Linked DNA regions of Mus musculus: regions 2 and 3 are each linked to region 1. The links are chromatin loops, found by intact Hi-C in ENCODE. Cell type or tissue: heart. All regions are shown on one strand. Each heading gives the region's core, and the rest is flanking DNA. Links, peaks and the distances in the headings are about the cores only.

The links. Peaks named below come from ENCODE experiments on the same cell type or tissue, not always from the same donor. Only the 100,000 strongest peaks of a DNase experiment are listed, where the experiment ranks them.
Region 2: a loop joins it to region 1, with 2.4 times the contacts of the local background. A loop is called at or near these places in 2 of 42 quality-filtered maps.
Region 3: a loop joins it to region 1, with 13 times the contacts of the local background. A loop is called at or near these places in 7 of 42 quality-filtered maps.

What each region holds. Positions count from the first base shown.
Region 1 is chr12:112,538,099-112,546,175 of GRCm38, forward strand. No RefSeq gene overlaps it. Among named protein-coding and RNA genes, the nearest start is that of Gm40584, 6.5 kb to the left of the region's middle. In heart, for the core only: a CTCF peak has its summit at 5,070 (motif pointing left); DNase peaks (open chromatin) are centred at 5,023 and 7,033; H3K27ac peaks cover 2,289 bases; H3K27me3 peaks cover 1,355 bases.
Region 2 is chr12:112,447,209-112,455,285 of GRCm38, forward strand. No RefSeq gene overlaps it. Among named protein-coding and RNA genes, the nearest start is that of B020018J22Rik, 16 kb to the left of the region's middle. In heart, for the core only: a CTCF peak has its summit at 3,900 (motif pointing left); a DNase peak (open chromatin) is centred at 2,723.
Region 3 is chr12:112,407,677-112,415,753 of GRCm38, forward strand. A730018C14Rik (RIKEN cDNA A730018C14 gene) reads right to left here. Exons shown (of 4, transcript NR_036459.1): 3 at 6,286-6,401; 4 at 3,347-4,692. Among named protein-coding and RNA genes, the nearest start is that of E330035G20Rik, 5.9 kb to the left of the region's middle. In heart, for the core only: a CTCF peak has its summit at 4,077; no DNase peak of the experiment used is centred there; H3K4me3 peaks cover 557 bases; H3K27ac peaks cover 611 bases.

The DNA.
Region 1 (8,077 bases), core at 2,087-7,086:
CCAACGCTCCCCCAGAACTGTGAGGCACTCTGTTACAGCGTTCTATGATGGAAGCTTCTAGTGTTAAAATGAGTGGGAGGTCTCTAAATCGACCACGATCAAATGTCCAAAGCAAGCGCCAACTGATGGTGGAACTCGGAGGTTACGGAATACAGAACAGCAGCAGCAACAAGGAAGAGCGCTACCGGTCAGTTCAGCGTGAGAAGACCTGAAGACCTGTCACTCACGCTGTTACTAAGAAGGAAAGAAGTTGGATACAGAGACAAAGGCAGAAGGAACTTTATGTAGCTCTGCAACACACGTTCATTCTTCACGAGCCCTCCAGCCTTCCCATCAGCCACCTCTCCCTGCTGAGAGGACTTCAACAGGTTTCTGTTTCCTGCCAACCATGAGGAAACATCTTTTCACTTCACACCCTCAAACTAAATTCCCCCACAGTGACATGCAGGGCGTGTCACAGCCCCACACCCGCCTCCAGTAAACTTGTAAACTTACCCTGGTGGGAGAAATGCGACATCGTCAGGATCACCCACACCCCTGTAAGAAGCCCCGCTCTACCTTGATAGTGATCCACTGCTACCCACTGTCCCCAGTGCTTGGGGTGTTGCAATGAAACAAGGCACTCTCCGCTCCAGCATCTTCCGAAACCCAACAATTCTGCCCGCTAGTAGAGAGCCGACAAATCTGTACTCCTGCGTGCTCTCTAGATGCCCAGCTAGTCCTCAGCTGCAACCTTGGCCACTTGACAAGGACTCACTAAGGACAGCTCCCTACTCCCAGCAGGCATTGCAGAGGAGAGGAACAAGTTTTGTTTGGTTTGGGTTTTGCCTTCTATAACTTTCGTGGAGTGTAACTCAAGCTTTAAACCATCCTGAGTGTCACAGGCACACACCTGGCCCTCTGTCAGTCTTCTCCCTAGACAGTCTGGCTCTACACAGATCTTGTCACCTTTGCTTAGTAGTGACACAAACAAAATCTTTTCTCCATTTTCCTCTCCTTTCATCTCACCATGGACTTCGGCAATACCGCAAATGCCCCCACACAACTCTTGGGGTCCCTTTTGAACGAATCCTCTTACCTCTTCTGCGAACACAGGCCTATGACCTGGAGAAATGAGTGTTGCACACCACATCTCAAACTGCCTTCCTCTCCCTCCTCATTGTTGATTCTCTCCATGAGTTCTGAGGTTCAAATCCCAGAAGGGGCTCTTCTGCACAGGTCAAATGTATATTCTCTTTCCCTTGCACGTGTCCAGCTTTGAGGAATGTCAAGGTAGCCCCTCCACTTACTTCATCCTTCTTCTCCCCGGCTTTCCCTGCCAAATCAGAAGGTAAAGTGGAAGATCACACCAACATGCCTGTCTCCTGTTGTAATTTCTCCTTTGGACACACACTGCAGCCTCAGTTGCGTGTCTTCACACCCACGGAAGCGGGGCACACAACTTCTACTACAGCCAAAAGGCTTGCCATTCCATAACACATGGGGAAAGATGGTGGTGCTGAGCCTGGCCCCCAAAGGCAGCCCTTCAGACATCCTCGGCTACACAAGCTATTGCTTAAAGAAGAACACGCCCGGCTCCTCCTAGAGTCAACTTTTGTTCTTTCAGATCTCCATCAGAATGACAACTTCTTGCATTACAGCTCCCGGTGACAAAAAAAAAAAAAAAAAAAAAAAAAAAAAGTCTAACCTCACAAAGAGCCTAAAGAAATGTACCCATCCAAATTAGTTCATTTAATTAAAAATTTTTAAAGGAGCAGATCCATCTAAGCTCATCTTGGTGAACCAACAAGTTTATTGGTGTTAATGTACAGGAACCTGGGTAAGGGATTCTTTATGGGAGCATGGATGAACATGGAGGGGCAGCAGCTTCACTGAAAACCCCCGAAGCATGGGTGACAACGCGTGAAACCTGCATCCCTAGCCTCCCACCGTCAGGTAACCTTCCAGCTTTCATACACACACACACACACACACACACACACACACACACACACACACACAACCTGGAAGGAAGGAGGAGGAAGTGGTCTAGCCAATGGCTACTCTCCCCTCTCCTCCTGCCCATGGAGTATTAACATCTCCGTTGCCATTCCACTGATCTCATGAGCCCTGCCTCAGTTTACCCATTTCATTGCCATGACTGTGGGACCAGGTCACCTCAGCCATGTGCTCCATCGCAGTGCATGGTGACATCAGGTCTGGAAGCAATCATGTCCCTACAACTTGCATGCACAGATGGGCCCCCAGCCTGAGGGTTCAGGCAGCAGCCTGTGTGATCGTGCTGCGAGCAGACCCAGCACCTCCAGGGGCCTAAACAGCCAGGGCCTACTGACATGGCACCAAGTGCCATTTGGAGAAAGTGTTTCGCCGGAGTTGTCTATAAGCCTTCTGGAAGATTCCAGTCAGATCAGGAAATTTCAGTGCCTTCAGACTGATGCCAGCAGCTCTGCACGGAGCCTGAGAGACGGGATTCATCTATTTGTGAACGCTGCAATCTGCGTGTTCTCCTGTGGCACTAGGTCTGAGTCTACTGAAAAAGCAAGGGCCCTGGGAGCACCAGTTGGAACCCACTTCCGAGGATCGCGGTTCTGCATGTTCAGACACCGTTGCCCCACTTTAACCTGTTTTTATTTTCCTCTTTATGTATGTGTAGCGTGAGCTATGATAAAAACCTATGATTAAATAAGTCCAAAGCAGTTCTTTGCTGAATATAAAGTGGGGCTTCTGTATGATCAAGAGTCACGTCAGGGTTTTATAGGCGGTGTTTTTTCTTTCTTAGAGGTGCATAAAACAACAGGCCACCTTCCAATCAACAGCATTGAACAAAGTGGCTAAAGAGTAATAGCAATGGGCCCATCAGAGAGGAGTGAGAGATGCCCAGAGCTGGGGGGAGTGGCCACAGAGAGTATCTCAGTGGACACAGTGGACACAGTGGACACAGGAAGGGATCTGTAAACCTCAATGCCTATTCAGAACTTCTCAAACTCCCGGAAGGCTGCTGCAATGAAAGGCTTCTCTTTCCCCTGGTGGGACCCATCTTCCAAACCCTCCGGAAATGTCAGACACGAGAGACCTCCCAGCTCCAATCTCTGCATGACCAGAAGTCACACAAAGGCATCCCTTATCGCCTCACTGCCCGAAAGTCCCGAGCAACACTGCAAGTCACAGAAAAGTAACAAGAGGTTTAAGATCAGGAAAGGAAGAGATAAAGCTGCCAGGACTTGTGGATAACAAGGCACCTGGGTAGGAAATGTAACCGGATCAGCAGACTGCTGGAACGGGCTACAGCTACAAGATAAAGCCACAAAGATCAATAATATTCCTGCACACCGCAGGACCCAGCCAGCAAATAAGGCCTGTTCACGACAACAGCTGAAGCAATTAAGTAGCTGAGAATTAAGCTACCAGAGAATGGCTAGGCCCTGTGAAAGGACTCAGCTGAGCAACTAAAAGGAGAAGGTGCAGTGGTCAGACATGGGGGTGGGGGAGTGGGGGGGGGCTCTGGATAGCACCGCCAACAATTGTCCCCAAATTAGTCTCTCTGTTAATGTCATTCAAATCACAGTTCCTGAAGGCTCTTTTCGGAAACTCGACAACCCTATTCTCAGCCTGCAAGGAAGAATAAAAAGCCCTTGAATGGGGAAGCTGATTGGAAAGAAGGCAGGGGAAGGGCACGCTCTGCCAGGATGGAGACAGGCTGCATAGCCATGGCAACTAAAAATAAAATGACAGAAAGCAGGCAAGGTGCCACCAAGGAGCACACTGACTCTGAACAGGCACATGAGAGCTCATGTAGGTCAGAGGGGACCCTGCACATCAGGGGGGACACAGTCGCCGGGTAAGCAGCTTGTGATGTGGAACAAAATGAAGTTGGATCCCCATGCTATACCATGTTACAAGTTGGCTACGGCTGGATTACAGCTGAGTGAGCTTTAACAAAATGTGAGAGGGCTGGGGTGGGGAACGTGGGGCAGACATGTTCTATTCATGTGATGACAGAGATCGGGGCCTAGCGACCCCCAGTCACCACTCCGCCACAGCAATAGTCAAAGTGAGCAGAACAAAGACACTGCTGGCCCTGGGACTGGGACAGCCAGGAATACAGCCTGAAGATGCTCTGACCCCAGAGACCGGCACCCAGCCTGCTGGAGAACAAGCTGCCAGGAGTCCAGGCATTGGCACCACGTCTGATCCCTTCTCCCAGATTCCCACCATCCCCTGCCAACTAAACCTTGCTACATGTACATGATGGACAGAAGCAGGAGCTAATTGTTAGAAATACTGGTTTTGTAGCCTGAGACGAGGGCCTTCACCAGGAGGTCTTGGCAGGTACCTGAAGGTCAGCTGGAGCCATTAGGGCACTTGGGTGTGGAAAACAGACAGGTTCTGACTAAAGCAGGCGCTGGTTGGGGCCAGAGGCTGCAAAGTCGTGAGAAGGCCAGCAGACTTGTTTTAGCCCAAGCGTTCCCTGGAGACCCCCTCTTCCCCCAAGGCCACCATAACCACCAGCTTCAAACAGGTTCTTTGAGGGGGAGGAGAAGCAATCTCGTTCATATAAATGTTTAACTAGGAATTAATATTTATGAGGCTCTTGAATGACGGGCTGTGGGTTTAATAAATATTAACACAGACTGGGTTTCCCTTCCCTTCCCCCTCACTTAGTGTTGATGCCTCGGTTTGTGTACCATGCATTATTCAGCCGTCCCTGAGATGGGTCCCACTCCTTGCTCCCTGGCTCCTGAGGGGAGGCCTACAGGCTTCGGGGAGAGAAGTCACCAGACTGGGGAAGTCTTCGTGTCGCCCTGTCCCCATTCGGCTCACCCTTGCCCTTTGGCCCTTATTCTAGCATAACACAGCCATTTCCACGACCGGAGGTGTCGCAGGGTCCAGCCAGTCTCAGTCACCCATTCTCCACGCCCTCAGTCCCAGGAAGACTTCCCGGGTCTGCTGGGCCTTCTGGAGCCACAGCCTGGCTTCAGAAACGGAATCCCTGAATCACTGAAAGGGCCGAGCCAGCCATGAGCACTGGTGGAGCTCGAGCGCCCCCTTGTGGCTAGTGTGCTCCCAGGTAGAAAGATGTCGGTTAGGAGACCAGGCCCGGGTTTGCAAATCTCTGCATTAGGTTCACAAATATTCACTACCCTGGCCTGGTTTCCCTCCTGGTCTGGGTTACATGAATTGGTCAGCTGAGTTGGGAACAGAGCCCAACATTCTGCCCTCTGCAGTTCCAGTTATATCTGCCAGTTTAGATGCTGTCACATCAGTGGGGCTGTTCCATTCATGAGATGACATGTGTTGGCCTTGTCTTTCCTGTTCCTTGCGAACCAAAGATGGCCTCAGCCAACCAGATCTGATCTCCCATGAAACCCTTTGAACCACCCTTCAGTAGTGTCATTTCTGAGGTGCCCTCCTCATTCCGGATGACTGTGGTCCACCAGGCCAGGTGGTGCAGCAGGTTCAATGGACTCAGGTTGACCATAGGGACAGGCACCTCCAGCCTTAGTCTCCATGGGCCCCAGGGTCCCTCACCTCATGTAAAGCAACCCACCTCACAGGCTCTTCTGCGTCCCTGTTGGTCTCCAAAAGGGGTCAGGACTAGATCAGCTTCCTACTGAACTAGCTACCACCAGCTAACGTGACCCCTCACCCTACCCCTGTCTGCTTCCAGTGACATTCTTCACAAAAATCCCGCCAGTGGAATTCCAGGCAGTTCAAGCCCCAGGGAGCCCAGTGGAGCCCTGCATTGGCCTAGGCAGTTTCTGGAGAAGTAATAGAGCCGGCAGTGAGACTAGCCACAGAGCTGGTAGTAGTTTCTGGGAAAGAAGGGGACCTAGGCTTCAACTGTCCTGAGAACGGCTTTGTGAACCAGACATCAGATCCAGCGCACTCATTCGTTTAAAATGTCAGCCCTGAGCTGGGCGTAACTATCCCTCCGTGGGTGTGGATGGGGCTACGTGTGGGTGGGGCCAAGGGGTGGGTGGGGGCATGGATGTGGGTGGGACTATGTGGGGGGACCATGTAGTAGGTGGGGTCATGGGTGTGGGTGGGGCCATGGGTGGGTGGGGCCATGAACTTCAGTCCTCAAGGGGACAGAAAGCAACACTAATGGGTAGGGCTTGGTGAACATTCCAGAAAACGACATCCTAATTGGATGATGGCCTGGTGGCAGGTCACCCATACAGAATTCCAATGTCAAAGGCAAAGACCAAAGGATAAGTACTTCGAACTGAGGCCGGAAAGGGCCAGACTAGGATGGCCTTGTGCTCTGGGCTAGACCAGGAAGACCTTGTTCTAGAGGCCTGTGGAGCAAGGAAGAGACCTGATCCCCATAGGAAGGGAGGCTCCGGTACTGATTTCTGACAGTGGCTAGTTTTCCTGTTTAATGGTGTCTTGTTACTTACTAAGCTGAAGACAGTCTCTCACCTTTGTGGGAAATCGACAACAGTTCTGGGTGCAGGAGGCTCGTGCATAGGGGAAGGCCCCTCACTTTATTTATCTGCTCCCAGCCCCTGGGAAGGTTCCAGTCCCCACCCCATGACAGATAGGGTGGAAAGGGTGCAGTGTGGGACCCCTTCACCTTCCCTCCAGTGGCTCTTGATGTCTGTAGGGAAGATTGACCGACAGTGCAGCCAGGGCCCCAGACAAGGTGTTCTGCCAGACGCGAAGGAATATTGCTGTCTACTTAATATGGATATCGAACAAGGTGAGATTTTTGGTTGGGGTAGGGAGGTAGCGATGGAACGTAAAATATCTTCTATTCCTTTAGAAGTGCCCTGTTGTGTGGGCTTCAGATACCTGTGCCCTTCTCATTCAGCAATAAGGCCTCACAGACAGACACACAGACACAGACACAGACATTGTGATGCACACAACCACCTGCCCTGCCCCCACCCCTAGAGAAGGAGGGTGTGCTGAGAGGAAGGCAGCTCAGAGCACAAAATAACCGGAGTCTTTTGCTCTAGAGTATGTAGCAGCCGGGGTCAGAGCAGGGGTCAAGTCGTGTTCTCTGGGGAAACAGAAACAATCAGATCCACAGTGTCTGAGCCGGGAGAGCCAACACTGTTGGCCCAAGCTGAAGACAGGGAGAACAAAGTCCCAGCTCCAACAGGCAAGTGGGTGGCTGTCCCTCCTCTGAGCCTTTGTAGCTCAGTCTGGCTTTCAGATGACTCGGTGCAGCCCCCGTGGAGAGGAACATGGTTTGCTCTGCTCTCTTTAAATAGCAAGTAGCACCTGATCTGTGGGACGCCTCAAGGCCAGCCCAAAGCAGGCGACTCCCAGGGTGCCCATGACCACCCAGCATTGGCTCGTGGGAGCAGCAGCCAACTATGGAGTCGCATCAAAAGCCTCAGGCCTCCTAGGATTGGGGGTGGAGCCCAGGAAGTTCTGATGAGTACTGAGGAGGCCTGAGCCTCTGGGGGGTTCAGGGGACAGCTGGCCTTGGAGCAGAAGAGTGGTGCGGGCCCCAGGGTGACCTCATGTGGATGTTGCTGGCCTTGTTGCTTTCTGTTTTTCAAATTTCGTTTCACTGGCTTAAGAAGCCAGGCAGTTGCTTTTGCTGTCCAAAATCCTTAAGGAGCAAAACTCCACACAATCTTGGAGGAAATTGAATTCAGAAATTAGATGCAAGGCTTAGCAGAGACCTCGGCCGAGCCCCCGACAGGGTGAGACAGACACATCCACTGAGACCACATCACAGTTATTAACCTTTTGCTCCAGAGCATATGGAGAAAAGCTGCTAGACACACGGGGAGAAATTCTCTAAACCACAGTCACAGTGGGAGACTTCAACATACCTCATCAGTAATTGCCAGATCAAAACCATGAGTAAAGGAAAGGGGAATTAATAGAACAATTAGCCACATAAATTAACAGATATGCAGGCCTTGAAGAAAGCAGCGTCCCTTTCAAAGACTAAACAAACACACAAAAGAGCATCACCGGAACCTTGAGTAAATCTGAGCAGATTCTTAGAAGGGGAGGTGGCCCATGCTACAATGGTACTCTGAGCATGGTACAATAAATCCGGGAATACCCACAGACGTGTGTGTGTGCATGTATGTGCAAGTGTGTGAATGCA
Region 2 (8,077 bases), core at 1,621-6,620, 91 kb before region 1:
GTGAACTGTGAGCCAAAATAAACCCTTCCTCCCTTGGGTTGCTTTTTGTCAAGCATTTAATCACAGGAAAAGTAACAAACAAACAAACAAACTTACAGGGTGTGGTGGTTTGAATACCTTTGGCCCCATAGATTCATGTATTTGAATGCCTGGCCATAGAGAGTAACACAGTTAGAAGGAGTGGCCTCACTGGAGGAGGTGTGGCCTTGTTGGAGGGTGTCACTGCGGAGGAGGGCTTTGAGGTCATATATATGCTCAAGCTCCACCCAATAAAAAAGACCAGCTGCTCTCCAGACATCCTCCAGACCTTCACCATGACACTGGAACTGCCGAGGCATCCAGACTTGTGAACTGAGGAGCCACCAGGCCCTTGGCCTCTGCAGCATGCAAATGGCCATTCTAGGACTACTCAGCTCATACCATGTAAGGCAATGTAATAAATTCCCTTTTGTAAGATGCAGATATCAGATCTGTTCTTCTGAACTTCCCTACATTGCAGTAACACGAGTTCATATTGATGTTCCAGCCAGTTCCCTGCCTCATGGATCACTCTGTCTCCTTTCTTTGTCTGCTGCATCAGGAGAAAGAAGCCTGACTCAACCTGTACCGTCCATTCAGTCTTTCAACTTGTGTGTGTGTTGGGGGGGGGGTGGACTGGTGTCCCTGGAATCTCCACTCCTGTGGAAGCACATTGCCAAATGATCTGCGGGGGGTGTGGTGCCCTCTTGCCTTTAGTTTTACAGATTCTATTTACTTCCCAAGTGGCCTTGGCAGTCCCTGCTCTGCTCCTGCAGTGAACCCGATCTACACACACATGAGCAATGTCACTAGGTGCAGCGCTAGGCCCATCCTAAGATTCCTTATATCCTAAGTAATGGGATCCCTCTCCCTCTCCCTCTCCCTCTCCCTCTCCCTCTCCCTCTTCCTTCCTCTCCCCCATCTCTCACTTCCTTCTCCCTCTCCCTCTCCCTCTCCCTCTCCCTCTCCCTCTCCCTCTCCCTCTCCCTCTCCCTCTCCCCCCTCCCTCTCGGTTATTTTCATGTGTATTAGCGTTTTGTCTGCAGGTTTGTCTGTGCATGTCTGGCGCTTGCTAGAAGATGATACTGGATGCGCTGAAACTGGACTTACAGACAGTTGTGCACTGCCATGTGGATGCTGAGAATCGAACCTGGGTCCTCTGGAAGAGCAGCCAGGGCTCCTAACCACTGAGAACTATTCTCAGTCCCCTATGTAACATTTTAACACGCACATTGAATAGTTGCCCTTGGCTACAGAGTCAGTCCTGTGCATTTTGAAAAATGTAGCAGACCATGCTTCCCTGGGCACAGAACGTCTTCATGGCTGGCTTCCATCTTGATCCCTCTCTTCTCCTTTGTACAGTTTGAATCTGAAATCCCCACAATCTTGTGTTTTTTAACATCTGCTACCCAGTTGGTAGAACGTTTTTGAGAGACTGGAACATTTAGGAGGTGGGGCCTGACTGGCAGAAGTAGTTAACTGGGGTGTGCACCTTTGAAGGTGGCCCCCACTTGTGCTGAGTTCTCTGCTTTCTGATCCACTGTGAAGCAAGAGGCGTCTGCAGCACACAGAACCAAGAGCTCCACCATACCTTCCTGCTGTAATAGACCCCAACCTAGAATACAAGCTTCGTCTTTTAACTGTGTTGTCGCAGTGATAAGAAAGCTAACACACTCCTCAGTTCTCGGAAGCCTCGGGTCTCTTCTGAGCATGATTTCACCTTTTGCAAAGTGACAAAGTTGGAGTCTTTAAAGAGTTGGGGTTTTTTGATTAGTGTGTGTGTGCCTGATGTGTGTGCATGTGCACACATGCCACAGTGTGCATGAAGAGGTCAAAGGGCAGCCTAGCTCCCTCCCTCCACCTTTAGCTGAGTCCTGGGACTTGAACTCAAGTCTCCAGTCTTCCACCTCAAAAGCGGAGAAGACACACTCAGAACGATCTCGCACGCAGCCTCTTCAGACTGGCTTCTGTGCCCGGCTGTGTGTTTCTGTGCCCTGGGGACTAGTGTTGGCTCTTTCCTGGGTGCTCCCTCTATAGATGCGGGGGTGTTTACCTCTGCACCTGCTGGCGGCCTGAGGCTGCTTCCTGTTGGAGCGCTTGTGAAGAAAGCTGGTGTAAACATTCATGTGGAGCCCTTTGTGTTGACGTAAGTTTTCAAATCAGTCAGATGAACACAGAGAGCAGTTGCTGGGTCTTCTGGCAGGAGAGTGTGTACTTTGTAAGAAAATGCCAAACTAGTTTCCACAGTGGCTGTACCACGCTGCACCTCACCAGCCGTGCCCAGTCATTCCTGTCGCTTGACATGCTCAGTCAGGGCTGGCAGTTTTGTTAAGTTTTTGTTTTGTTTTGGGTTTGGGTTTTTTTTTTCCCTTTTAATCTGTGTGTGGTGGCATCTCTGTGTTTGAATTTGCAATTCCATCGTAACAAACGGCTGTGAACGCCTTCTCACGTGCTCACTCGCCATCTGTCTGTCCTCTGTGGTGAGCTGTCTCTCCAGATCTCTCCCCATTGTTAATCAGGCTGTTTGTTTTCTGATTGCTTCGTGCCGAGGTTTCTTTGTAGAATTTCTAAGTGCAACATGAGAGGTTGAATATACAAAATGGACAGGACGTGTATATAAACACTTTAACCCACAGCCCGAGGCCAGCAGCCTGGAAAACAGATCTCTTTCCACTCCAACCAGCCAGGAAGCCTCCTGCTGTATGCTGGGCTTTCAGAAAATTAGGTCAGCAGCAACAGGAAGCCACACAATAGACTCTGTAACTATCGGTACAGACAGCCGGACTCGATTACATGGAAGCTTCCATGATCTTGTTCCCCACTTTCCGCCCAGAACCCAGGACCAGCCTTCCCACAGAGGGCCCATCCCAGAGGCTGGCTGCATGCATCCCAGGCCGGCAGCCCCCACGGGACATCTCCAGTCATGTTATTACCTGCCCTCACTTTTCAACAGTGCCTTCCAGAGGTGACCTGCCCACAGAGCGGGCAGCCCAAGCAGGACACCCTTCCATGCCCTCTTCTCGTTTTCCAAGAGCACATTTACATTATTCAAAGCCCATTTTCCTTCGAGGGTCAAGCTTTGGGGGAAGTGTCGGGATGGTAACTGCATAGTATTCTGTATCCACCTTGTTGCTGGCTCAGTGGCCTCCCTGTCCTGCATCTTGCATTAGCGTATGGGCTGAGTTTGGGCTGAGATGTTTCCCTTTTGGTCAAATCTGGATCAGGTTGCTCTGTTGGGGTTAGGGTCACAGCAGTTCCATTTACACAGAATGGAGCCATCCCCAGGAACATAGAGACCTGGGGATCCTTGCGCAGAAGCAAGGAGCTTTCCTGAAAGCCACGGATTTGGGGCAGGGCAGCTGTCCTTCCTTGAGCTCACTGCACACAGAACAGCCAGAGTCGGGGTACCACGGTGGACAGGAGCATCAAAACCATTCTCCTGTCCCCAAATCAGACAGAGCCAGGGACTACGGACAGCACACTCATGGGTCACTGAACACCAGCTTGTCCTGGCATCTTCAAGACTGTTCTCATCTGAGAGTGACTGCTCTGAGGACAGGCAGTAGTGCCTGCAGACACTCTTAGTTGTCACACGGAAGGAGTGCTGCGTGGAGCCGCACAGAAAATAAACACGCATGCGCGCATGCGCAAGAGAAACTTCATAGTTCACCCCAATTTTTTAAAGCTTATTTTATGTGTATGGATGTCTTGCTTGCATGTATGTGTCCACTGTATGTGTGTGCAAGCACACTGCTTGTGTGTTGAGTGCCAGAAGGGGCCAGAAGGTGGTGCTGGATCCCTGGGACTGAAGTTACACGTGGTGGGCTGCCACGTGGGCTCTTGGAACTGAACAGGGTCCTCAGCAAGAGCAGCCAGTGTTCTGAACGCTGCGCCACCTTGTGGTGGTTTGAATATGAATGCCCCTCGTAGGCTCATCGATTCAAATGCTTGGTCACTAGGGAATGGCACTATTTGAAGGGATTAGAAGGTGTGGCCTTATTGGGGCAGGTGTGACCTTGTGGGAGGAAGAGTGTCCCTGAGGATGGGCTGAGGGTTTCAGAAGCCCAAGCCAGGCCCAGTGGCTCTCTCCCCCTGCCTGCTACCTGAGGATCCAGATGTAAAACTCTCAGCTACGTCTCCAGCTCTGTGAGCACACTGCTTGGTACAGTGTATCAAGGTTGTCCTTGAGTTTCTCAAATGACGATTTCTCTGTCCCCATATATTGTCTCTTGCTGAACACAGCCTTGTAATGCTTATACCAAGAATCCCCTGTCTCCACTTTGTGAAACAATTCTTACCATTTGCTCTCTGACCTGTCAATAACTGTTGATGACCCAATGGCTGGGCAGAAGACAGAAAAGGGTAGCTATCTGCCAGCCAGGGGGAGGAGGGAGAGAGAGTGAGGAAGGGGAGGGAGATTCAGATCAGCCCTGAGGAGGAGAGGGTCTGAAAAGACACCATGAGAAAAAACATCTGAAGCCCAAAGATCCAGATCAATAATAATATGCAAGTATCCTGGGATGGGGCTGGGAGGGAGCCAGATTAGCTTAAGGGTTATTATAAATCTTTTATCTGCCCAGTATTGAGGTGTAGATTGAAACAAATCTTGATTTCTCTGTGTGGTTATTGGGGTAAGAAACCCAGTCGCCAGGTTAATTCATTACTCACACTATATTACAAATAATTCATTTTATACAGCTCCACGTCTGTCTGGGCGCTGCTATGCTCCTTACCATGAGGATAATGGACAAAGCCTCTGAAAGCGCAAGCAGGGCCCAGTTACATGCGCTCGCTCCTTCATAAGCGTTGCCGTGGTCATGGTGTGTCTTCAGGCAATAGAACTCTGTTAGGACACATCTCCCCTGCCCCCTGCTGTTGCTGACTCCGTTCTGGCAGTCTGTACCTTCAAGGAATATGCTCATTTCATAAAAGTTACCAAACACAATGGCATAAAATTCTCAACAGTCTTCATTATCCTTTTAATATTTGTAAAAACCCTGCAGTGAGCTCACCTTCCTTATTCCTAAGCTGAACAATTCTCCCTCTCGCTCCTTGCTGACGGATGTGACCTAAGTGCCGCTATGCTCCCCACCATGGGGTTATGCAGCCATATCAGGGGTCCTGCCTGCCTTCCTGTTTTCTCCGTTGCTTTCTACTCTGTGGGTCTCTGACCTTTGCTGTCTCTGTCTGCTGCTAGCCCTGAGTTCGGGCTCTTGTTTGTCTGGTTCGGTTTGGTTTTGGAAGGCAGGCTGGGGCGCTTGGGTTCACACATTCTTTCTTTTTACAGAGTCGTGAGATCCCAGTTTCTCTCACGGGCAACTTGAGCACCAAGTTGCAGTCTGACCTGCTAGGTTTTAAAATACTTAATAAAACAGACCCTTGGTTAGTGTAAGTATGCTATCCACTTAAGTGGTTCTGCACTCTATAGATTTCCTTTTATTGTTAGGTTCCTGCTTAAACCTATGGTGTCAGAGAAAACTGTATAATTTGAATATTTTTTTCAATGAATGGGGATTTGACCTGCCAGTCATGACACAGTATGTCCTGACAAATGTCCTCGTTTGCTTGAGAAGAGCATGCGCTTTGCTCTGTGCACTGTGTCCTGGAAATGGTGACATAGTGTCACAGGACTTCTGTCTCCTATTGGTCCTGTCAGCTGATGAGAGATGATTTCAGCTGTGGTGTTATTTCCCCCATGGTTTTGTTTTGTGCATTTCAGATCTCGGCTACTGGGTTCCTAAGCATGCACCATTTTGATGTCTTCAGAAGTGATACTCTGTCTTGGAATGACCTGCGTCTCAACATTCGCTGCTGAGAACCTACCTTCACAATGAAACCAGTTTTGCTTTTAACATTCGCATTAAACTTATGTCTTCACCGGCCCCGCGTATGCCCTTGGGACAGAGTCATACTGTAGACCAGGTTGGCCTTGAACTCAGAAATCGGCTTGCTTCTACCTCCCAAATGCTAGAACTGAAGATGTAAGCCACTATACCCAGCCTGCTTCCTTCTGTCTTTAAACTACAGGTTGTGTCTTGTAACAATCCTTGCACTTGCTTCTTTATCCAATCTGAGAATGTTGTCTCCTAATGTGGATAATAGCCATCCTAATGTGGATGTGTGAGCCATTTTTATGTACTTTGAATGCTGGAAGGGCCTGCATATTTGCTTCTATTCATCCAAATCCAACTGAAAGAGATGGGACAGGGGGTGGATAACCACTCCGTTCAAGACGATACTCAGGTTGCAGATAAACACATGAAAATATTTTCTACTTTGTTTTACTATTACAAACATGCAAATGAGTACCGCTACAGTAGATACCACCCCCTCCCCAAGCGTTCGCTAGAATGGCTGATGTGCCACCTTATTGGGCTGGTGCAGATGGGATGGCCCAGAGCTGTCTACCACTACTGAGAACACAGGGCACGAACCCTGTAGGAACAGCCTGGCAGGTTTTGTTTTAGAAAGTTAAACACACACCCCAGTGTGGCCTAGCCATTCTACTGCTAACATCTACCCAAGAGAAACAAGGCTGTATGAACACACAGATGTTCATATCAGTCTTTCGATGACTAGCCCAGAAACAACAGGTTTGCCCACTGACAGGAGAATGGCTTGCCCCTTCATCCTGCAGTGGGACCCTGCTTGCCAGGAAGAGCAGGTTGAGTCTGTATGAGGACACATCTCTCAGAGTTAAGGACCCTCAGTGAAAGCAGTCTGGTTTGGAAAGGAGAACCTGATTTGTAATTGTATTTCGCTCAAATTCCAGAAGACACAAAGTAACCTATGTTGACAGATGCAGTGAGCCCTGGGAGGAGTGAGGGGAGAAAGGCAGGACAGAGGGAGGTTATGCAAGGCTTGACGGCACCTGGGGACTGGCGAGCTAGCTGGCTAGCTCATCCTGATTGTGGCATGGTTTCACAGGCTTTTACATACATCAAAATGCATCAAATTACCCATTTTAAATATGTGTAGTTAATTGCATGTCAATTATACCTCAACAAAGCTGTTTAAAATACATTTTAAACTTATGATTTACCACCAAGGGAATACAAATGAGAACCAGGCCTTCCAACTCAGTAAAGAAAAATAAAATAAAATAAAATAATAAGGAAAACAGCTCATGAGCCACAGACAGAGAGGAAAACAAAGCACAAATAACAGATGTGCCAACAAACATGGCCGTTCTGACACAATCACTTTGTTTAAAATAAAATAGCTGGATGTCCAGAAGGAAAGAAAATGAGGATGTGTTAGGTGTGTGAGCTGCTTTTCCTCAGCACCGGCTAAGAAAGTTAAGGGAAGAAAGGAATGTTTTCGACTCGGGGTTTGAGTTGATTCCGTGCGTCATGGAGAGGATGCACAGTGGTTGGAGCACCCTGCGGCTGTGCTTGGGGAGCGAGTCACAGTATCTTGCTCACATCTGAGCAGAGTGAGAAGCAGAAGAAGGGAGCCCTGGTGCTGGCACCCTTCTCTCCTTTTCTTCCTTTGATTCATCCTGGGTTCCCACCCCCTTGGGTGACCGCATCCACATTCAGGATGGGCATATTTGTGACATTGCTGTCACTGTGATAGCACACCAGGACCAACGCAATTTACAGAAGGAAGAGTTTACTTGGGCTCAGAGTTCCAGGGGGTAAGAGAGCCCAACGGCAGAAAAGGCTCTGCAGCAGGAACAGAAGCCAAGCACTCAAACACCAAACCAAGCATGGAGCAGAGGGAGCAGGCTGGGAGGAGCTGTTCAAGTCTTTAAGCTCTCAATGTCCATCCCAGTGACACACTTCCAGCAAGGCCATGTGTGCCTCCAAACAGTGCCACCTCCTAGGGACCAATTGTTCAAACTCGTAAGACTACAGTGACACTTCATTCAAACCACCACGAGGGGTCGTTCCTCCTCAGTTAACCTTTGGAAACGCTTTCACAGACCCTCCCAAAGGGTGTGTGTGTGTGTGTGTGTGTGTGTGTGTGTGTGTGTGTGTGTGTGTTGTGTGTGTGTGTTGCTTACAGAGGCCAGAAGACGACATCGGTCCCCTAGAGGTGACCAACATGAAGGACA
Region 3 (8,077 bases), core at 1,621-6,620, 130 kb before region 1:
TGGGCCTGAAAGTTAAAAGTGTGAATCTGCCAGCTATGGAGCTTCACCCTGTGTGCTGTCCTGAGAGTTCTCCCAGCCTGCACTGCCCCTGTGTGCTGTCCTGAGAGTTCTCCCAGCCTGCACTGCCCCTGTGTGCTGTCCTGAGATTTCTCCCAGCCTGCACTGCCCCTGTGTGCTGTCCTGAGAGTTCTCCCAGCCTGCACTGCCCCTGTGTGCTGTCCTGAGAGTTCTCCCAGCCTGCATTGCCCCTGTGTGCTGTCCTGAGAGTTCTCCCAGCCTGCACTGCCCCTGTGTGCTGTCCTGAGAGTTCTCCCAGCCTGCACTGCCCCTGTGTGCTGTTTGTCCCAAGAGTCATCCACATGACACAATGGCAGCCACTAGAGCTGAGGTCACTCAGGCCTTGCCCAGCAGAGAGCCCAGGAGAACTAGATGAAGGAACATAAGGGACTCCAGGACAGCCGGGGAGACCCACATCAGGCTGACACAAATGATGAACGCCCATTGGGACCTGGGTCAACAGCTGTGTGGCACAGGTCGGTATAAACAAGATGTCATGGTTTGAATATGCTTGGCCCAGGGAGTAGCACTATTAGGAGGTATGGCCTTGTTGGAGTAGGTGTGTCACTAGGCATGGGCTTAAGACCCTCACCCTAGCTACTTCAAAGTGAGTCTTCCACTAGCCGTCTTCAGATGAAGATGTAGAACTCTCAGCTCCTCCGGAACCATGCCTGCCTGGATGCCGCCATGCTCCCACCTTGATGATAATGGACTGAATTTCTGAACCTGTAAGCCAGCCCCAATTAAATGTTGTTCTTATAAGAGTTGCCTTGGTCATGGCATCTGTTCACAGCAGTAAAGCCCTAACTAAGACACAAGTCCTCGTGAACTTGAGACCCAGTCAACTGGAACTGTACAGTGAGACGTCATCTGAAAACATCAGAGTAAAGAAACAAGATGGTGAAGGTGGCTGAATACACAGGAGCTGGGGGAGAGGAAGACATGCTTGTGGGGGTTGGGGGCCTGTGCTGAGGGAGGTCACAGATCAAAAGAGCAGTTGGGGGTCTGGAGCAATGGCTCAAGGGTTAAGAGCACTTGTTGCTCTTGAAAAGAGTTCAATTCCCCGGCACCCACCTAGCAGGTATCTCATAACCATTGGTCACTCCCGTTCCAGGTGATCTGACCCCATCTTCAGGCCTCTGTGGGCACCAGGTACACGGACGGTACAATAGGTACATTCAGGCAAGACATGCACTTACATAAAATTAAAACAAAGACCTCAGAGCAGTTGGTGTCCAGAGTGTGGCAGGGACTCAGCCCGTTCCTGCTGGCTGAAAACTCTGAGCACGCTCCCCGCCCTTCCCCCTCGGAGTGAGGCCTTTAAAACTGGGAAGAGCAATGAATGAGCCACACAGGGACCCAGGGCCTCGGTCCTTTGATCTCAAGCAATTGAGTTCTGCTCTTGGCACTTTCAGCCAATGGGACTGAATTTTTTTTTTTTACAAGAAATGAGTTCTAGGCAGGACTGTACCAGTTCTGCATCCTTTCATCTCTGAGCTCAGCCTGGGAGCGAGTCTACCATCTCGCCTGGGTCCCATCAAGGATCAAACTCGAGCATCAGGCGTAGTGGTGCACATCTGTAATCTTAGCACTCGAGAGGCTTTGGGGGGAGATTGTACGTTTGCGAGGAGCCTAGGCTACGTTGTGAGATCTTGTTCCGAAAACAAGACACAAGCCCTCAGACTCAGTGTGTGAGAGTTGGGCATTCCTCCTACCCCATGCCAGGCCCTGACCCTGGCAGCAGCTTGGTGAGTGTACCTTAGTGAGGGCCTCTCGCTGACCACGGGCGGGGCTTCCTTTGCTGAGGACCCCTATATCTCGCATCCTTGGACCACTGACCATCACTCAGGGCTCCTCACCTCTGGTTCTTCTGTGAGTTTAGTGGAGAGAGGGCAGCAGGAGTGTCCGAGGCTCCATGCTCCATCCCAGGAGGGGCCAAGTGAATTTGGCACATGGGAGACCGACCCTTATGGAGCCGACCCAACCTGGGGTAGCTTCTCTGTTTCTCCACCCCTCACCTGGCTGCTGAAGAGGTGGTGCTGTGCTGTGCTGTGCTGTGCTGTGCTGTGCTGTGCTGTGCTGTGCTGTGCTGTGCTGTGCTGTGCTGTGCTGAAATTATGGGCTCATAGTAGTCACACGGACACTGGAGCAACCCAGGCTCAGTCCCCAGGACCTTCTGACATCTCTTCCAGTCTTGACCTGCTGGTGGGGTAAAAGTTGGTCCCTGAATCAGGTCCCTGAGAGACTTGCCACTCTGAACCTACCTGGACCCACCATAGATCCGGCTTTCCATGTGTCTCATTGTTCTTCCCTTCTCATTTTGTTCTGAAGGAGGACGCAGAATGCTCAGCCTGTCTCTACATGATTTAAGCTTGGGGCTGGAGAGAGGGTTCAGCAGTTAAGAGTACTTGTTGCTCTTACAGAGGACACAGGTTCGGTTCCCAGAACTCATGCGGCAGCTCACAACTACCTGTAACTCCATTTTCAGGGAATCCAACACCTTCTCAGGCCACTACACACACACACAGTGTGCACACATACACACACACATAGTACACACATGGTGCACATACACACATCCATGTACATACACACACACATACACAATGCACATACATACAGTCAGAACACTTATACACATCAAATAAAATAAATAAATGTAACTACCTTATGCTGTTTCAGCCTGTCTGGGCTTCAGCTTCCCTAAACCTTGGTGTCTCCCTGGGCTCCACCATAAATCCAGGGCTGGCCCTTAGTCTCCACTCCAAGATAGACAGACGTGGTCTGTCCTATCTCTAATGGGACTTTATGAACCATGTCCTACCTGGAGGGGTTCAGGAGCCTCCTCCCTCACCTGGGCTCTCCTTCCTCTCTCCATGTCCCACCCCCATGCACACTGTCTTGAGTTCAGGGCTTCCTGATCTAGCACGGAGCTTCCTCCAGCTCTTGAATACAGCTCTGCTGCCCCTGCTGCCTGGCCAGGCGCTCTCATCCTCGGCCCACAGTCACCTCTTCCTGATGATGCCCCATGCTTCTTGCTGACAGTCTGTCCCCCTCCCTAATCACACTCAGCTCCGGAAAGGAAGGGACCTCTTAAGTCCCCAGGGCTGGACTCTCAGCAGGTGTTCAATTATTATTTGTTGAATGAATGAACGTCCTTGATGTTGTGTTCCCAGTGTCCTTTGCTTCCGTTCATTCCTGAAATGGCTTATTTTTCTCTTCCCAGCTCTGCAGGCTCATTTCTCATCCATTCTGCTATCTGAACATCTTTTGTTTTCTTATATTTCTTCTGTGTATTTTTCTTTATTTCAGAATCTATGTCCTTTGTCCCGGCATTTCATTATGGGACAGCGCAAACATTTGGAACCCTTTGTATAGGATCACGTGTAATTTACCCCAGACTTAAGGCATGCTAGCATGTCACCCGATAATTGTTTTAAGGAGTGAGACATTAGAAATAAAATGAGCCGTGTTTCTCTCTCTCTCTCTCTCTCTCTCCCACATTCTCTTCTGAGACCTCTGCTGTGATGTGCCACGTGGCTGTAGCAAAGACTAGCACAGATGACATCACTCTGTGCATATATATATATATATATATATATGTTGTTGTTGTTGTTTCATAGTCAGCATTACATTTTATGTGATCTGAGTGTGCAGGGCCAGGTGCTGGCACCTTTGCCACCATCATTTGCTCGAGTGAGATATGCCATGGCCAACTGCTCATTCCACGCAGGGCTGAGAGGCAGCTTCGGACGACACCTTTGTGCCTGACGGTCTCCGTGGTCCCATGCTCCTCTGGGCACATTCCTGGATGTCACTTTGTAGAATGTCTGGAAGGGAGAGGGGCAAGCCCAGCTCCAGCTTTGTTAGGAAACACCACATTGCTTTTTCTCAAGGTTGGAAAGCAAACATTCCTTGCAATGTGGCCGGGAACTAACCTACCCATTATCAGCAAGGTCTCCCTGAGCCTGACAATTGTAAAAGTTGTATTAACTGCACTTCTCTGGTTGGTAGAGAGAGGGCGCTCTTCCCGTTACCTGGCCATTGGGTTTCATCATCTATCAACCGCAGGATCCTATCATGTGTCTACTTTTCCATTGTTCTGTTATTTGTGTTATCTGCTTGTGTGTGCTCTCTATGTGCTCCATCTACTGCGTGGCTGGTGGTTTAAATTTTAACTGTCTGTTGCCTTGAGTGAGGAGAGTATTAGCTATAACACAGTAGTCACCTTTATCAAACTGGTTGTATCTTGCTGTTCTGTATCTTGACATAATTCCCATTTCGCCAGAGTGCCATCTAAATGCTTTGCGTCTCAAAGGTGGAACTTTGACCCATCTGGACGTACTTCTCTGACGGTTCCAATAACGGTGTGAATCATTTTACCATGCGGCCGGAGCAGAGAGCAGCTATTTCACAGAATCCTGCCTGTGGGGAGGAGCCCCTTGCACACTGAGCTCTCAGCATGCAGCTGAGCCTCTGCAACGTGCTGTCAGCCTTTGATCTCCTGGGTCTCCTCAGGGAGGCCTGGCCAGGGGGTGGAGCACAGCCCTCTCTCTCAGCTTCTCTCCAAGCTTTTCTTGGTCCCTTGAGAGTCCAGGTAAAGTCACCAGCCTCCTGAGAAGGTTCCACGGGAAACTGCTAGGATTTAAAGTGACATTATTATATTTAAATTATGTATCAGTGTACTCATAAAATTGGACTTTACTATCCATGGTGTAACTGTCCAGCTGGTGAGACCTCCTCAACAGGCTGACAGAAAAGTTTACTTCCTCATTGAGATGTCCCACCCTTCTGTGCTCTTTGCTCCTAAATACCCAGAGGTTTCTTCCTAGAGGGAAGTCTTTGTCTTTTATGTTCCCTAATTAGTGTTGACTGGAGAATATTAATGTGATGGTTAACACCTCCCTAAACCAAAACCTAGCCATTCCAATTGTAAAGTTTCTTAGGATTGTTTTACACGAAAATCGCCCAACCCCCAAATAACAAACTGCACCTCTTCTTTTCTGATCTTTTCTCCTCTCTCCTTGTCTGGTGACCTTGACTGGACACTCAGACTGTAGTGAGAACTGGCCACTAGAGCTGTCAACTCTGCCTGCGATGGTCTTGCACCTCAGCCCGGGGCTGGATACAAGTGCTACACTGTCCTGTGCCAGGCCGAGCAGCTCTGTGTCTGAGTAGAGAAGGATGTTCCTCTCAGCATCTGGGCTGCAGCAGGAGGCCAATTCCACCTGCAGCCTCCTGAGCAGCCCTTGGTTTTTGCCTGGGATCCGTTGATGGATTTACAGTGAGAGCATGGTCCTCGCCCCACCTCAGGTCTAGACCTTCCTAGAAGACTGATTCTAGAACATTTCCCACACCTCGCTCGAAATGACCAGCCAGGCTGACTGGGTTCCTCTGTCTGCTGCCTGCTGGTTTTGGATGTGATCTACACACAGTTTAGTGGACAAACTGACTTGGGTAAGAATAGAGCCACCACCAGGTATGCATTGCAAGAGACGCTCTCACACCAGAAATTTCCATCAAAAATAGCCACCAGGGTCAGCAAGATGGCTCAGGCAGTGTGGGTTCTTGCTTCCAAGTCTGACAGTTTGCATTTGATCCCCAGCACCCATGTGGCAGAAGAAAAGAAGTGATTCCTGCAAATTATCTTCTGACTTCCATGTACTGGCCGGTTTTGTGTGTCAGCTTGACACAGGCTGGAGTTATCACAGAGAAAGGAGCCTCCCTTGAGGAAATGCCTCCATGAGATCCAGCTGTAAGGCATTTTCTCAATTAGTGATCAAGGGTGGGAGGGCCCCTTGTGGGTGGTGCCATCCCTGGGTTGGTAGTCTTGGGTTCTATAAGAGAGCAAGCTGAGCAAGCCAGGGAAAGCAAGCCAGTAAGGAACACCCCTCCATGGCCCCTGCATCAGCTCCCGCCTCCAAGTTCCTACCCTGTGTGAATTCCTGTCCTGACTTCCTTTGGTGATGAACAGCAATGTGGAAGTGTAAGCTGAATAAACTCTTTCCTCCCCAACTTACTTCTTGGTCATGATGTTTTGTGCAGGAATAGAAACCCTGACTAAGACACTCCATATACACATCATGGTACACACACACACACACACACACAAACACTTACAAACATACATGTACACACACACACACAGCTACAAGCATACAGAATGAATGAATGGATAAATAAATAAATGTGACTTTTAAAAGTTTAAAAATGACAACCACCATTTACCCAGGAATCAGGGAACTGACTCAGGACAACGTTTGATGCTTGTGCCTGCTGGGCTCAGAGTTAAATGGGAACATGGCTGAAGGAGGCCCTGCTGCATGGGCAGGTTGAAGGGCCAGCTGGAAGAGAAGAAAGGTTCACGGAGTTAGGCTCAAGGCTACACACAGTGTTATGACAGTTGCTCTTCTCTGGGCATCTCTGGCTTCTCCTTGACACCAGGAGTCAGTGATGAGGTGGGGAGCACTGAATGAGTCCCCAGTCTCTCTCTCAGCTGTTTGGAGGCCTTGGTGGTTCCTGACAGTTTCCTGCTATAAGAGAGAAAGTTGTTGGTTTCTGTCACCTTGAAAAGGATTTGTGGCTTGTGGAACAGAACTGGCTAGCGTGTGAAGCAAGTAAGACACATCTGCTTCCAGAGAATGTGAGAGACTGATAGCATGGGCCTTCACATGCACGAGCCTTCTGGCCTCCTGTGTGACATGCACGTGCCTTCTGGCCTCCTGTGTGACATGCACGTGCCTTCTGGCCTCCTGTGTGACATGCACGCGCCTTCTGGCCTCCTGTGTGACATGCACGTGCCTTCTGGCCTCCTGTGTGACATGCACGTGCCTTCTGGCCTCCTGTGTGACATGCACGCGCCTTCCGGCCTCCTGTGTGACATGCACGTGCCTTCCGGCCTCCTGTGTGACATGCACGTGCCTTCTGGCCTCCTGTGTGACATGCACGTGCCTTCTGGCCTCCTGTGTGACATGCACGTGCCTTCTGGCCTCCTGTGTGACATGCACGTGCCTTCTGGCCTCCTGTGTGACATGCACGTGCCTTCTGGCCTCCTGTGTGACATGTACGTGCCTGTATGGAGTATGGCCATGGGAGGTCTGCTGTGGCCTCAGGTCACTCACTCTTTTGCTTGCTTCATGATGGCCAAGTCCTTCCTGCCTGGATCTTGGGGCAACAGTAAAAAAGCTAGACAATACAGCAACCTAGGGAACCCAAGACTGTACCATGCCTGCTCTGTACCAGTCATGGTTGAGAAGGGCTAGCTACCACCTGGCCTTTGCCACCTACACAGCAGCTGTTGGCAGTCGGTGTGATAAACAATTCTGGATCACAGTCACCCAAGGAAAGACAGTGGCATGGACCAGGGGCGAAATGAAAAGAAAACAGTAACAACCAGAGGTGCTCGGAGCTTGTGGAGGACCCAGAGGAGAAGCTGGACCAAAGGGGTGACTGCGATAAGTATCTGAGGAGAGTCACATGTGTTTCAGACTTCGTTCCTGAAGATAGAAAGAATAGGAGCAGAAGATGATGCTCAAGTTGGTGGACTGGGCTGCAGAAATACAAACCAAGAGAAGCATAGGGAGATGGAAACCATAGGAGACAGGTGAGGAGCCTGGAAAATAAGCCCAGGTTCTCAAAGACAAGAAAGTAGGGGATTGTGGGAGAGCCACTAATGAGCCGTGGCTCGGAGAGGGAAAGACAGAGGTAAGTGCCCCCTCCCACCTCGCGGCAACACCACCTGTCCAAGGGCATTCCTATTACCGAATGAAACCAGCTTGTCGGATTTCTGTCTGCAGTGAATGAGTCTCCTCTCCCACTTGCCTTCTGCTGCCTTTGGAAGGAGTGTCTGATGACCAGGGAGAGCACCGTGCTTACACAAGTCACTTGAACTTCTGCACGGGACACTTGTCCTTCCTCTGCAAGGGACACTTGTTCTTCCTCTGCAAATGTGTGTATTTCAGTCATCTGTACCCACACGACTCACAGACACTTCCTTTCAGGGACTGCATTAGATCCGTGG